Regions from separate parts of the Homo sapiens genome. Here region 2 is linked to region 1. Evidence: chromatin loops called from intact Hi-C (ENCODE). Cell type or tissue: HCT116. All regions are shown on one strand.

What was found. Hi-C counts contacts between places; a loop is a spot of excess contacts. Peaks named below come from ENCODE experiments on the same cell type or tissue, not always from the same donor. Only the 100,000 strongest peaks of a DNase experiment are listed, where the experiment ranks them.
Region 2: it touches region 1 in a loop (2.8-fold over the local background); 3 of 110 quality-filtered maps call a loop at or near these places.

Annotation. Positions count from the first base shown.
Region 1 is chr14:96,737,820-96,745,819 of GRCh38, reverse strand. LINC02299 (long intergenic non-protein coding RNA 2299) reads right to left here and starts at 4,629. Exons shown (of 4, transcript NR_146552.1): 1 at 4,609-4,629; 2 at 1,551-1,659. RefSeq lists a silencer at 4,078-4,127 and an enhancer at 4,463-4,963. In HCT116, a CTCF peak has its summit at 4,208 (motif pointing right); a DNase peak (open chromatin) is centred at 4,279; H3K4me3 peaks cover 1,081 bases; H3K27me3 peaks cover 628 bases.
Region 2 is chr14:97,134,406-97,142,405 of GRCh38, reverse strand. No RefSeq gene overlaps it. Among named protein-coding and RNA genes, the nearest start is that of LINC02304, 16 kb to the left of the region's middle. In HCT116, a CTCF peak has its summit at 3,358; a DNase peak (open chromatin) is centred at 3,385.

The sequences.
Region 1 (8,000 bases):
GGAAAATATTTAATGACTGGCTCTGGGGGGAAACAGACGTGATGTGTAGTGTCTGCCCACTCCCCTGGTGTAAACGCTGCCATTTAATGACTGGCTCTGGGGGGAAACAGACCTGATGTGTAGTGTTTGCCCATTCCCATGGTGTAAATGCTTCCATAGCTGCTGATGTCAAGCTACCAATGTTAAGTCACTGCAGGTTGGGAAGAGATGCAAACATGTGCTCCTGCAAGCTGGTGCAAGCTGGTGCCAGCCAGTGGAGGCCGACTCCAGCATGCCACTGAAGTGACATCTAGAGCAAGGCCTGAAGGGCTCATCACAGGGTGGACACAAAAGATGGATTTGAGTTTGAGTGAGACCAGAGGCAAAACTGAGGACAGGTTTTTACAGAGCTGTGCTGTCCAATACTGTACTCACTAACCATATGTGGCTATTTGGTTTAGATTAAAATGTATTACAATTAAAAATTCAGTAGTTTGGTGGCACTAGACACATTTCAGATGCTCAGTGGTTACATGTGGCTAGTGGCAATCACATTGGACAGCACACGTTTTAGAACATTTCCATCCTCATTGAATGTTCTATTAGCTAGCACTGTAGGGAAGGAGGGAGGCAGGATGAATTTCTAGCAAGAGAAGAGAAGCTGTGACATGGAAGATGAAGGGTCAGCTAAAATAAGCTTCCTCAATGTCCCAATTTCACCAAGGATCAGCCTCAAATGAAGGATGGGTTGAATGAATGAAAGTTAAGATGTTGAGCTCCTCTACTGTGCTGAGCCTTTTTTTCCTTTTCTTTTCTGTTCTGTTCTGTTCTCTTCTCTTCTCTTTCTTTCTCTCTCTCTCTCTTCTTTCTTTCTTTCGTTCATTAGCTTGTTCTTTCTTTCTTTCGTTTTTGGTCAGGGTCTCACTCTGTCACCCAGGCTGGAGTGCAGTGGCATAATCTTGGCTCACTGCAGCCTCGACCTCCTGGGCTCAAGCCATCCTCCCACCTCTGCCTCCCAAAGTGTTGGGACTACAGGTGTGAGCCACCACACCTGGCCCTGTAGTGAGACCCTTGCTGGGTGATCTGCTCCCTGCCCTTGAGGAATTTACAGCCCTGGTACACAGTAGGTGCTCAATACATGTGTCAAGGCATTTTGGACCATCTTGGGGACAGTGCTCCATGGAGCACGCTTTGGGATGCACCTGTCCAAACACAGCCCTGTGTGAGCAGGTGAAGCCCAGGGCTGCAACTACTGCTCAGGTGCTCAGGTGCTGGCCCACAGATCATCCGGCTTGGGCTAAGACACCCATCGGGAAGTAGCTTTCTCTCCAGTGAGACTGTACTGTGTATGTTCCTTGTTTCATCAGCACACAGGAGCATGGTGATGACCACAGATACACAGTGCTCGGGTCAGTTGCTGAGGAAACCAAGCCCGTGTTTAACAGCTAAGGCAGCAGCAAGCCTTTGGTGGAGCCCAGCACAGCCCCACCTCATGGAGTGGAAGCCGGATTGGAATCTAGCTACACTTTTCTCCAAAACCCATGCTCCGTCCCTACCCCCCACACACTCACCTCTTGATCACTTTCATATCACAGCCCCTGCTCATCCGAGAACCTCGTTTCCTTCCCAGAAGTCCTCCTTACTTCTCTTCCCACAGAGCCCGTGTCGCTTTCACAGCCACTTTAAAAAGGAAAAACAAAGGTGACTTTTATTCTATTCTAAAAGTAAAATCTCACTCTTTCAAGAAAATTAGAAGGCAAAAGAGAAGTGGAAGGATAAAGGAGGAAAAACTTTGCCCATAGTTCCAACCATACAAAGACAGGCACTGTGCGGGTATTTTCTGTGTAACTTTTACTTTGTGGAGCATCTTTTTCGTGATCATGCTGTGGATTCAGCTTTGAATCCTGCTTTTTGTCTCAGCACGCGATCACCTGCACTCCCAGGTTACTGTACTCTTACCAACATGGTTCTCCACGGCAGCATCAATTTTAAGTGGCGGGTGGACCCTGGTTTACTCAAATCGTCATCCACTTTTGTTGGACATCTAGGTTATTTCCAATTTCTCTTTCAAGTATGGCAGCTTGGTTTACTTCTCCAGCTTTTTCCACGTTTCAGAATCTTTCTTTGGGATAGATTTTCAGCAGTGGAATTACTGGATCAAAAGATATGTGTATCTGGCTGGGCACGGTGGCTCACACCTATAATCCCAGCACTTTGGGAGGCCAAGGCGGGCAGATCACCTGAGGCCAGGAGTTCAAGACCAGTCTGGCCAACATGGCCAAACCCCGTCTCTACTAAAAATATAAAAATTAGCCGGAGGTGGTGGTACATGCCTGTAATCCCAACTACTAGGGAGGCTAAGGCAGGAGAATTGCTTGAACCTAGGAGGCAGATGTTGCAGTGAGTGGAGACCTCACCACTGTACTCCAGCCTGGACAACAGAGAGAGACTCCATCACAAAAAAAAAAAAAAAAAAAATGGTGGGAGTATCTTAAAGTTTCTTAATACAGATTGCCAAATTTCTTTTTACCAATTTATACCCCCAAAGCTCAGGTGTGGTGGCTCACACCTGTAGTCCCAACACTTTGGGAGGCAGAGGTGGGAGGATAGCTTGAGCCCAGGAGGTTGAGGCTGCAGTGAGCCAAGATTATGCCACTGCACATCCTGTCTTCTCTCCTCCCTCACCAGCCTTTGATTTTATTGTAATCTTTCCTCACTCCATAGGTTCATGTACTAACTCATTGTTTTATCTGAATTCCTTTTATTATTTTGGTGATGGAGACTTCTCTCAAATACCAACAACCGTTGAAAAGTTTGGTGGCCACTAAAACTGGACATATCTTTAATAAAATTGTGCCAGGTTCCAAGGCTGCCCGATCGGCAGGGAAGATGCAAGGCTGTCCTGGAAAGTCCAAACTCTGGGAGCTTGTGGAGGATTCTCCGTGACCACGGCCTTCTGGACTCTGGTATCCCATCCCCATCACCATTCCTACACTCACCTAATGCCACCTCTTCAATGAGGACAGTGAATTCCAAATAAACGGCTATTTGTCTGTGTTTATAAAGCAAAGGACAAACAAAAACAAGCCTGGCCTGAGGGGGCTGCAGAAGGCACCTGTCACCCTGCAGACCAGAAGCTCAGGCAGCAAGATCCAGTGGAGACTAATTCCAAGACGCTGGACGGAAAAGAGGTGGCTGGCATTCTAGATGACTATGCTAGAGGCCTGTGGCTCTTCTGTGAAACTCCCTGGGGAACAGGGGGCAGAAAGAATATAAACAGAAATATGAAGTTGGAGGCTGAGAAACAGAAAAGGAGAGAAGAGGCAGGGCCTAGTGGCTCAGGCCTGTAATCCCAGCACTTTGGGAGGCCAAGGCGGGCGGATCAGTTGAGGCCAGGAGTTCCAGACCAGCCTGGCCAACATGGAAAAACCCCGTCTCTACTAAAAATATAAAAATTAGCCGGGCATAGTGGCGGGCACCCGACAGTGAGAGCCGGAATCGCGCCACTGCACTCCAGCCTGGAGGGAGACTCTCTCAAAAAGAGAGAAAGAGAGAGAGAGGGGGAGAGAGAGGGAGGGAGAGGGAGGGAGACAGGTAGGGAGGGGAGAGAGAGAGAGAAGAAAAAGTTACAGGGAAGAAAAAAAGACAAACGGCGAGAATGCTGTAGGATGGGGAAAGGCAGACAGAGCAAAGTGGAAGTCAGAAATTGTGATCCGCTGCTCTAAAATAAATCAAACAGGGAGAAAAGAGAGACTCAGGGGTATGTGGACAGAGAGTAGAATGGGGAGGCACAGGACAAGGGAGTCCCCCAGGCCGGAACAGGCCAGAAAGCCAGAACCTGGTCGAGGGGAGGGGGCGAGCAGAGCGGCGGGGAGCAGACGGGAGAGAGGGTCGCGCCGAGCCGCGAACACCCGAGGAAAGGCAGCCCCGCCGCGCCACTTCCAAGGGTCCGGGCTTGGGCCACTCGCCCCATGCCCAGGGTTCGGGGGCAACACCAGCGGGCGGCCGCAGCCAAGGAAGGGGCTCCCCAAAGTTTGCAATAAAATCACCCACGCCCGCCTCCGTCTCGGAGGGACTTCGTGTAAATGCACGAGCCCAGGCACCCCCTCGGCCCCTCGCCCCCCTCGCCCCCCAGCCTCTGCTGCAGCCCGGGCTGCTTCTCCCGCGGGCGGGTGGTGCTTGGAGGCGGCGGCGGCGTGCGGGCCAGCTCGTGGTAATCCCCGATGCTGACGCTAGAGGGCGCGCAAAGGTTGCTGCGCCGCGCCAGGTCTGCGAGGAGCGGCGGGTAGAAACGCAAAAAGCGTAGGGCCTGCGGGTGTCGGCACCAGCAGTGGGGTGCTAGGGGCTGGACAGTGGGGTGCCGCGGAGCCGGGCAGTGGGGTGCTGGAGGCGCTGGCCCGGATGGCTGATGGGAGGGTGCCATGCAAAGAGGTGTTGCTCACTTTATTTATTTGGAGAGAGGTTGCCCCTGCATTAAATCTTTGCAAGACTGAAACAAGCCGGTGCAAAACTAAATGAGAGACAGGCGGAGGCAGGCAGGGCAGGAGATGCCCCACACCTCGCTCCCTGGGTTATGGAACCCCCAAAACTGCTTTGGGGGAGAAATAGTCTGATCCCACCAGTACTCACCTCTCCACACACACGCACGTCCTTTCAGAATGGGGTTGGGCGGGGGAGGTGGTGAACTTTAAAAGGCTTTTAAAGGAACAACAACAAAAAAAAAAAAGGTTTGCACAAGGCTGAGGTACTTGAAATGATTTTTGTGTTGCAAATTGCTATGCTTTTACTGAGGCGCTGATGAAAATAAATGAAGCTCCTCTCTCTCTTTTTGCTAATAAATGAAATGAAAAAAGCGCCATTATTATGCCACCTGCTTCTAATTCCTAATTGTGGTAACTTAATTCTCAGATTGTTGTTAGCTGCTTAATATCGCAGGCGCACAAGCAAAAATAAAAATATGAGGGCCGTTTGGGTCTTTTTTGGCCAACGAGGTGGAAGGTGCTTGGACTCAGTTTTTTGTTTAGTTTGGTGACAGTTCCCACAGTGAAATGTGTGCACGGTATTGGAAGGGAGAAATCTTTATTCTCTTCAGCATCCCAAGGGGAGCTCAAAAGGAATAAAAAGGCTTCTGAGCTGCTCAAAACCTAAATAAATAGTCCATGAAAAATGATCAGTGACAAGGTCCGTATTTTTTCCATACTGAAATAGAATGGTGCATATTTCCTATAAAAGAAGAAAACATTAATTTTTATAAGCTGGTTCCTAAATGCCTTCTATGAACCTCTGAACCACACAGTTCCCAGCCTGGGCATTGTAGCTGGGTCCCTGGCTGAAAAACCTTTCTTTCGGGTGTGTCACAGATGACAGGTAAACTCCTTCCCAGTCATTATTTCCGGGCCCTCCAGTCTAGGGAGGTGGGGATGGCCATGGGGCGGGGGGCGGTGGGGGGGGGGGGTGCGATGAGACTCTTAAAATTTCTCCCAGGCAAATAGAAATTAGCAGATCTGAATCACAATTCTGTGAAAGTCAAGAGCTATATTTAGCTTCTTCTCTTATTTTCCATTAAAACCAAGTTTTTTTGTTTGTTTTCCCTGGTCTCTCTTATTGTTGGGAAGTTCTGGAGTATCAGACTTGTCAGGAGAGTGTGAGAGAGCCCGAAATAAGTACAAATTTAGGAGAGAAAATGCCATATTTCTCTGGTACAATTATGAAAGGATAGAATATTGCCATACACTGTAACACATTTTTTTTTCTTCTCTAGTTCCAGGCAAACAGCTAAATAAACACATAATAAGCATTTAATCGAGAACAATTTGTCACAATGTTGCTAGTCAACAAGACAGAACTGCCTTCTGTGAAACCGAATAAAATCAACTTAATACTTCATGCCCTGGCCTCCTTGGCCTTTGAGTTTTTCACATGAGATGCGTTTGTCCCTTATGACTGTGAATGAGAGTACCTTGGAAAATGCTGGCTCAATTGCATCCAAGCCAGTTTGGGGCCTGCCGGGGAAAGCAGCCAGACAGACCTTCAATCCCAGTTCAAACTACCCTCTAAGTGTTGCAGTGACACATGGCAATGTCCTGTTGACCATAAAATCCCGTTCTAGCAGACGAGAACACTGTCCAGCTCTAAGCAGAAGGGCAGCCCGCTCGAGCAGACCGCGAGATGCTGCCCAGTCCAAAACGTGAGCAAAGTTCACAGGGGAGAGAACGCAGCGCAGCCGCCCCGAGTCAGCCCTGAAGCAAGAAAAACCAAAAGAAAACACTTGTGAATGAAACTTAAAGCTCTCAATGGAGCTGGAGCAGCAGGTGCTGTTTAAATAACCAAAATAAGGTTGCAAGCAACAGATCCTATGTTTGCTGGGTTCTTTCCTATGCTGCATGACATTAGAAAGGGAGTGTGTAAAAATATAAGGCTACATCTGCAGGCAGAGCTAGGCTGATGGTGAGGAGACGCAGCAAATGAACCCCAAATTCAGGAAAATATGCAAAAGGTTTGCTCTTTAAATTCTACAGGAAAACAGAAAGTGGAAAATATGTGTGTCTGGGTTGTAGTGAGGAGGGATAGATGAAACATAGAATGCTAATGTGTCTCATGATCAACCGAGAGTATCTTATTTACATCTTAAGCTATTTGTTGCTGATTTTCCATGCAACTGTTTTGTACTGGAATTCTCAAAGCTGAACCAGAAGCATTTAAATGACCCTGTACGTTTGCTGTGTGTCTTCTAGAAGGTGTAGACACACACACGCGCGCACACACACACACACACAGCCGGTCCCACATCTATGTGCATAAGCCGCATATACTCCCCCTTATCTCTACAAATCTCTGCCATCTCTATATTCCCAAACACAGGAGAATCTATGTATTTATTTCTCTCTTGAACTCGACTATGCAACACAAGTCAACACTCTTAAATGTCATCTTTTAATACCTCATGTAAAAGGCAAACTTTTCCTAACATGCTTTTCTCCAATCCTATTTAATGAACTCCCCTGAACACTGCATGTACCCAATTTCATCTGTAGAGGTAAGGCATAATATTAAAAAAATTTTTTTTTGGTATTAAAAAATGAAAGGAAAAAAGCAGGGGAAATATTTTGAAAGTCAATTAAAATTTTGTGTACGTTTTCATTTTTTAATGATAAATTAAGTTACTAATTTTGTCCGTGCTCTTTGTAGACACTGCAGGTTTAATTGCTAATTGTTAACTGCGAATGAATACATTTGCATATTAATTAGCTCCCAATTTACATTTTTAATTTGCTTCCTTCAAAAGGTGCAAGATAAAAGGTCGTGTTATTTTAAATAATTTATGCTTTATTGCATGAAATACGCTAATATGAAATGTGCCTACTAATTTTAACCCCTTTTCTAAGAAGGAAAATGAATACCATTAAAAGGGGAAGGCAGAACTGGTGGTGTTTTGAAAAACAACATTATGCTACGTTGTACCTCAGCAGCAGAACTGCTTTTTCCTGCAGTCTCCTTAGGCTGAAAAAATGAATGCATTTTTTTCCTTTACCATCCGTTTAAAAAGTGATAATATATTTGAAGAACAAAACAGCTGCAGTGGGGGGAGCCTATCAGTCCTTTATCCAGGAAAAGATAGACAAAATGAGTCTTGTTTTCTAGTCAATATCGCCAGCAAGTGGAAGTCCTCCCAACACCGCCCCCCCACCCTGCAGTGGAGACGCCTCCAGCAGAAACCGCTTCTCCCCACGCCAGTCTCCTCACCCACCAAAAGAAAGTTTTGCAGCTCACATCTTTCTCTAGGCTTTGGAATCCAAGTTCCTCGCCCTGGCTTCCTGAAAAATCGTGAGGTGGTTTGCACAGGGGAGAGTTCATTCTTTCCCAATAGCTGACCAAAGAGGTTCTCAAATTGTAATTTTCACTCTTCATCCCTTGTCAGTCAGCTTCACTGTAAGAAAATAAAAGCCTATTGTTAAAGTGGTGATATTAATACATCATGGTTTGGACAAGAAAACTAATATTCAGTTCTGAAAGGGGTGTAC
Region 2 (8,000 bases), 400 kb before region 1:
ACCTCAATTGTGGTCAGGTCAATCCTGCACTGACCCCAGGCAGGGAGCCCCAACCTCAGGGTCCTGGGAGAGGTGGGACTGCAGGCTCTGGAGCCAGAACGCTGGGGTCCAAATTCTAACTCTACTGCTTCTAAGCTGTGGGACCTCAGGTAAGTGACTTGATGTCTTGAAGCCTCAATTTTCTTATCTGTGAAATGGGCACAATTAACATTAGCAAATTTAGAGAATTATTATAAGAAATAACTGAGATCAAGTGTAAAGTGTTTAGAACACAGTAGCTGAATCATAATGACAGCTTAATAATGCTAGTTATTTTTTTCTGTTATGAAAAGTATCAGTATAAATCCTATTCCCTCTCTTCCATGAGCACTTGGAGAAAAGAGAGGATCCCAAGAAGGTGGTGGTGTCTTTCCAGCCTCTCTGCTGTCCAGGCTCTCTGCTGTTTCTTTCTTACCACAGTGTCCTGTGGGAGACACTGTCAGCCAGTTGGCCCTGATTAAGGAGGAGAGAGGAATGCCCCCCGCCCCCCCCCCGACACACACACACACACATACCACCATCACCTGTGTTACTCACAAGACTTCCCTCTCTCCCTTCCCTTTAGGGCTAGAAGGGGGCTGCAGTGTAGAGACAGCATAGGTAAGAGACACAGTACTTTGGAATGGTGAGTTATGCATTCTTAAACACATAAGGCCTGGGTGGAATGAAAAAGAATTTAGGACTAAGAGGAAGTCTCTCTCCAAGAAAGTCTCGGCTGGTGCACCCCATCCCTGGCACCATGGTGGCCATGACCCTACCTGGCTCCAGCCCATGGCTGCCTGCATGTTGGTTCTCCTCCATCTCTGAATGCCCAGGTCTTGCCAGCCCAGTGCCTAGAACACCATGGGAGAGTAATTGTTGAATATCTGAAAGTAACTAGACTTCGACAAGCTCATTTGGGGCCATGTTTAACCTAAAGGCAAGACAGGTAAGAGATTGATAACAGATCACTGGCAATTGAAGTTTAAAATCCAATTTTAAAGTTTAGTTAGATGAAGGGATACAGACGCTGAATCATCTTTAAATAGAATAGGAGAGAGAAGTAATATAGAATAGCATTTTTAGATATTTTCCCATTTTAAAATGAGAAATCATTTGAGGGAATCATAATATTAATAAAACCAGCAATAATAATAGAAATTAAGTTTTATTAAATGATTGCTTTATTGTATAATAGCTGTTATTGAATGTTTATTAAAAAGTTAGTAACTAACTTTTATTGAATGTGACAATGTGTTGAGTGCCTCATTAAATCTTTACAACAACCCTGTAAAGGAGATACTGTTGTCCCCATTTTACAGATGGCCAGGTTGAGGTTTAGAAAGACTAACCAACTCAGCCGGGCGCAGTGGCTCACGCCTGTAATCCCAGAACTTTGGGAGGCCGAGGCGGGTGGATCACGAGGTCAGGAGATTGAGACCATCCTGGCTAACGCGGTGAAACCTCGTCTCTACTAAAAATACAAAAGCTTAGCTGGGCGTGGTGGTGGGCGCCTGTAGTCCCAGCTACTCGGGAGGCTGAGGAAGGAGAATGGCATGAACCCGGGAGGCGGAGCTTGCAGTGAGCCGAGATTGCACCACTGCACTCCAGCCTGGGCGACAGAGCGAGACTCCATCTCAAAAGAAAGACTAAGCAACTCATTCACAGAGCTCATGGGTGGCTCATGGAGGCAGTACAGTCTGACTGTAGATGTTATAGACAATAGACACCTGAACTAATATAATTCTGTAAGTGGGTATGGACTTCCTATTATGTTGTCAACTTCTCCTGTAGGAACACTGGAGTAGAAATGTGGTTCTCCCTTCTGAGAGTTTATAACCCAGTTCTGATGCCAGAACCCATGCATTAAATTATTCAGCAGCCAAATAAGAATTAAGTTTGAAATGCAAGAAAAAAGAAATGAAAAAGTACGGCTACAGTTTTCTTATCTGCTACAGATATTGTATTGTCTTGACCCCTTCTATGTTGACATCTACCATTTCAGCTCTAGAGCTACTTCCATGGTAACATGCAGGGTGGCCTTGGCCAAGCCCCGTCACTGCTGAACCTCAGGCTTCTTAGCTATAATTCAATCTCCAAGCTTTCATTAAGGGTGTAGAGTTTACAAAGTCCTTTGCCATCACACACAGAGGCTTCAACAACAAGTGGGACCAGGTTAACCACGTTCTTGCCTTGAAGATATTCCCGATTTGTAGATTGAAAGGGTTAAACCAGCATGAAGCACAGAATGTATAGGGGGTATAATTGCTGCTGGCCGTTGTTTTTAGTGAAGAAGTGGTAACATTATCAGAATTCCAATGGAAGACCCCTGAGAGATGCTTAGAGATGCCTGCAGTGCCGGTGGTCATGAGGATGATTGTGTCAATGTTTGGCAGGGGCATCTTTGTTTCGAAGATTTCACGGTGCTAAAGAAGTTAATGTGTAAATTAAAATCAATTATCTTCAGATAATTGCCTCTGCCTCCATCTTTCTCACTCTTATTCTCCTCTTTATTCCCTGGGCCTTGAAGGCCTACAGCTTGGAATGATGGCACATGAGGTTGAAAGTAAAGTGGCGTGCTCCTCAGACCACAATGACAGGGGCTAAATCATGTGCTCGGATCAATCAAGAGACATGAGGTCTTAGTCCCTGATTCTCATGCCACTACTACCCTTTCTCAACATCATTCCTTTGAGTTCTTTTTCCTAGAGAAGGACCTCAAATCTTTTTTTGACAGACCCCACCCAACTATCGATGGCAGTTATCCTGGGTAAGAGTACAGCTGTGGTGCTAAGGACTTTATGGGCACTTCCCAGCTGTGTGACCTTGAGTTAGTCACTTTCCCTCTCTGAGACTTAGGTTTTTCATCTATAAAATTGGGTAATATTAACCTACCTCAAAGGGGGCTGTTATGAGGATTGAATTAGAAAACAGCCCCTGTTACATGACTAGGAAAGAAAGCTATTGATACCATTGTGCTTTAGGCTACACTGGTTCTTAAAAAATTTGTAACCCAAATATAACCAGGCCAGAGGTCCAGTCTCTGCGTAGAGTAGCTTTTGAATAAACAATAGTTTGACAGCCAAAAGTAATTCTTAAAATCTTTTCCGAAATATCCTATAGACCATTGAAGAAGGTGTAATTCACATTCTATAGCAAAACGTTTTAAAAGCATCATTCCCTATTTACTCCCCTCTCAACCTTCAAGCTGTCCCATAGCTTCCCCACAAGACTTTCTCCTTCTCTCCTATTTCCACTTAAGGCACCATGCAGCCTATGGTCTCTTTGTTTTGCCTGTCCCCTGACTTCCTGCTCTACCTTTCTTCCTTCTGGTAATCCATTCCCATTCCTGAATACAGTGCCTTACCTAGGCCATTAGGGGTCCTTCCAATTCTGCAATTCTTTCGACTCATAATACCGCCCGACAGACAGAAGGTCTGAGACCATGCAGGAAGACTGTGAGCCCTATTGAGAAGGTCAGGTGTGTGCACAGGCTGCAAATACTGCTAACATACTTAGATCCACTAAATTACACGTAAATAACTTGAATTGCTTTTAGAGCAATGCACAAAACAGAGGACACTCTTTGCTGCCAGCAAGGGCTTCAAGTTTTGAATGCTTAGCTGGCTTCTTACCTGGAGAACTGTCCTGGACCACACACCCTTTTGGCCCCACTGGCATCAGGTTAGAAAGAGGTCAGCAAATCCCATGAAAGGCCTTCTGAGCCTTGAAGGCTCCACTGGGAGAGAGGAAAGAGGAAAAACCCTTCTCCGCCAAAGCCAACTGCCTACTCCTTTCCCAAGGCCTTGCCCTGTTTGGCCTTCTGATGAAGGTGGTACTTCTCGAAAAGGACTATCATTCTACAGCCGCGGGTGCCAAGAGCTCAAGAGATAAGAGAATGTTTACTCAAAGGAGAAAACTACCTTCTGCTCAATGCTCTACTTGCACTGAAAGTTCCATTCCCTGCTAGAGTGTCCTCATTAGATGTTTTCAAGGCCTTTGTTTTGTCCTTGACTTCAGGATGAATGGAAGAGAAATGTTGAAGAAAATATATGTAGACCAAAGTCCAACCCAGCCTCTTGTGGACATTTGCTAGACAGAGTTCTTGGTATCTGGAAAGGGCACAGCGTCCACTGCAACCTCTGAACCTTAACTCAAGAGCCAAGAGCATCACCTCATTTGGATCTGAGCAGAATCCCATCAGCAGTTCCCTCCGAGGAAGGCCCATCACTCAGCAAGCCACTCCCAGGGTCTTCCGTCCCCATTAGTATTTAATGTTATTCCTATGGTAAGCGATGGCTGGGTTCATCTCTTTTGGAATGGGTCTGGGTTTAGTTTGCCCGTGGAAAAGGATGCATTAGTGAGATTAAATGGGGCTTGTCATGCCAGCACATGTCACTGGAGCTGCTACAGACAATAACGACAGCAGGAAATGATCTTCCGCAGATGATGAATTCGTGTCTAGATCTGACTGTGCTTTTTTGTAAAGGTGTGTTGGGGGTCACAGTTTCACACAGTTCAAACGGGTTTCCTGACAGGTTGCCAGCTCTAGAGTCTTGCAGTAGATCGGGTGAATGTGCTTGGTTAAATGCAAGCTAATGTTTGTGCCTTGGATGGAGATGCAAGCACCACCAGGAAGACAAAAAGAAAGTAAAAATTAACAGCAGGAGGAGAATGGGGAAAACTACCTGTTGTATTCCAGGCACTGAATTATAATGCTCAGTTAATTTCTCTGGCTCCCTCTAAACGGTGGGCTCCTCAAGAGTGAGAACCACAGTTTATCCAGTTCTATTCTCCCAATTTTATTACAGCACCTGGCACATAGTAAACACTCGGAGATTGATGAATGTATGAATGGCCAAACTCTGCTTGATTCCCATTTTAGAGGAACAAAATCCAGACAGATACATAGCTTTAAGTGGGAAAAAAATCATTAAAACAGCCTAAGCGCATTATAATACAACGGCATAAGGCAGTATCATGAAGTCATTAAAAATAATGTGGATCCAGATGAATGGATGAATAAAATGTGGAATATGCATGCAATAGAATATTATTTAGCTTTAAAAAGGAGGTGAATCCTGACACATGCTACAACACTGATGAACTTTGAGGACATTATACTAAGTTAAATAAGCCAGTCACAAAAGAGCATGTATTGGATGATTCCACTTGACTGGATGATTCCATTTGAAGATGATATGAGTTATCTAGAGTAGTTGAATTCATAGGGACAGAAAGTAGAATGGTAGTTGCCAGAGGCTGGGGGAGAGGGGAATGGGGAGTTGTGTAATGGGTACAGAGTTTCAGTTTTGCAAAATGAAAAGAGTTCTGTAGATGGATTGTGGTATTGGTAGCACACTCATGTGAATGTACTTAATGCCACTGAACTGTACTCATAAAAATGTACAGTTAAGATGGTAAATTGTATGTTTTGCACATTTTACTGCAAGTAAAACAAACGTTGGAAATTTTGTCCAAATGGAAAAATGCAATATGTTTTGTCCAAATGGAAGAATGCAAAATGGCATAGACATGCACATGAAAAGGAATAAGCAAAGAGAAAACCACTGCATGGTGGGTGGTGGCATCATCACCATTATATCATTTTTAAAATGTATTATTTAGTATTTACACATTTCCTTTAAAAAAACTTTTTTTGTTCAAAAAAGTAAAGATATCAAAAGAATACCTAGCAGGAGAAAGGAATAAAAATACAAATAGATCTGAATGATACTGACAAAATGGCTGCGGTCATGGGTTCCTGACATAGAGGGATGCAGAGCTTGTTAAGTGCCAAAGTCCCTTAGTCACTTCCTTTTGATGATGGTGGTGGTGGTGGTGATGATGATGGTGATGGTAGTGGTGGTGGTGGTGATGGTGATGGTGATGGTGATGGTGATGGTGGTGGTGGTGGTGGTGGTGATGGTGATGGTGGTGATGGTGATGGTGGTGGTGGTGATGGTGATGGTGGTGATGGTGGTGATGGTGATGGTGGTGCTGGTGGTGGTGATAGTGGTTGTGATGATGATGATGGTGATGGTGATGGTGGTGATATTGGTGGTGGTGGTGGTAATGATGCTGGTGGTGGTGGTGATGGTGGTGATATTGGTGGTGGTGGTGGTAATGATGCTGGTGGTGGTGGTGATGGTGATGATGATGATGATGCTGGTGGTGGTGGTGATGATTATGATTTGGTGGTGGTGATGGTGGTGATGATGGTGGTGGTGGTGATGATGGTGGTGGTAGCGGTGATGATGATGGTGGTGGTGGTAGTGGTGATAATGCTGGTGGTGGTAATGATGATGATGGTGATGATGATGGTGGTGGTGATGATGATGGTGGTGGTAGTGGTGATAATGCTGGTGGTGGTAATGATGATGATGGTGATGATGATGGTGGTGGTGATGATGATGGTGGTGCTAATGATGGTGGTAGTCAGTGGGTGAGTTGTGGTGATGATGGTAATTGGTGGTGGTGATGATGATGGTGGTGGTGGTGGTGGTGGTGATGATGTTGGTAATGATGATGGTGGTGGCAATGATGGTGGTGATGATGATGGTGGTGGTGGTGGTGGTGGTGGTGATGGTGGTGGTGGTGGTGGTGATGGTGGTGGTGGTGATGATGGTGGTGATGGTGGTGGTGATGATGCTGGTGATGGTGGTGATGATGATGGTGATATAGTTGAACTGCAGAAAACTGAATTAAATAAATTGGAAGGAATTCAATAACATGTACTTGATGCTGAAACTTGAAGGTAGATGGAAGTTCTAGGCAGAGACTCAAAGACTGGGATTGCTGTTAATGCAAGAGTTTGGTGATGAATGTCAGGGATGGAGGTGCACATACACGTACCTACGCTGAACTGGGAACCATGAAACCAGAGTCCCAACATACCTTGCGTAGATCAGTTCTCTTCTTGTATCCTCACTTTCTCTGTCTGTGAAATGAAAAGTCTGCACCGAAGAATCTCCAAGCAACATTTCAGCTCTGACAGTTTCCAAATGGACTGAACTTTATCAGCCCCTTAGAAGTTAAAAAAGGACAGGAATACTCCAATATTGAATGTCTAACAGGATCTCCTGTTGAGAAAGCATTTCCATGAAGTTATTTTTAAAATAACTGAATGTGTACTGCAATGCTCACAATAAATATATGAATACAAACAAGAGAAATTCATGTAAATATATAATTATATTATGCACATTATATAAATGTCATATAAACTCTGAGAGGGTAGAAATCAACCATGACTACAGGTAATCCTGAATAAATCACTTGTTATGCTTAGCTTTTTGCATTATGAAAAATGACCTCTGTGTCTCCCTGTTTTTCGTTTATCTTTGTGTAGGTCTTACCCACCACAGAAACTCAATAGTGGCAAAACAGAAGGCATTTCAATTGAACATTTTAGAAGATATCCAAGTCTCAGATCTTTTTGATTCACACCAATGTGCCCAAGTAGCATGCTGCTGTGTCAGGAGTGTACCAAGGGATGAACTGAGGAAGCAGAGGACCCTTGGAGGACCCTGAGGGCACAGTTGGGAGAGATGAGAGAACAGAACAAGATGGTGACCGTTCACAACATGTAACTGAGTTCAGCTTCTCCTGTTGCCATTGAAGATGTTGGGTGACCATGGGCCTCTAGCACAGAGTAAGTTGGATAAGGTCAGTATCCTTACTGAGTTTATCCTTGAGCTCACTGAGGTTCCCTGATAAACAGGATGTTGGAGCCATCAGACCCTATGTGAGGATATGGGTACAGATGCTGACTAAGACCAGAAGGCTGGTCCCCTGAGAGAATTCAGAGAGAATTCTCCCAGCTCTTGAAAGATTCACTGGATACTGAGAAAACTCGGGGAAGTGAGGAAGGCAAACCATGCAGGTGCCCCTCTAGGTCTTGCAAGACCTCTTGGGGAAATAAACTGAATGGTAATGGTTGCAAGTCAAGGTAATGGGTTTGCATGCAGAGGTCACTCACA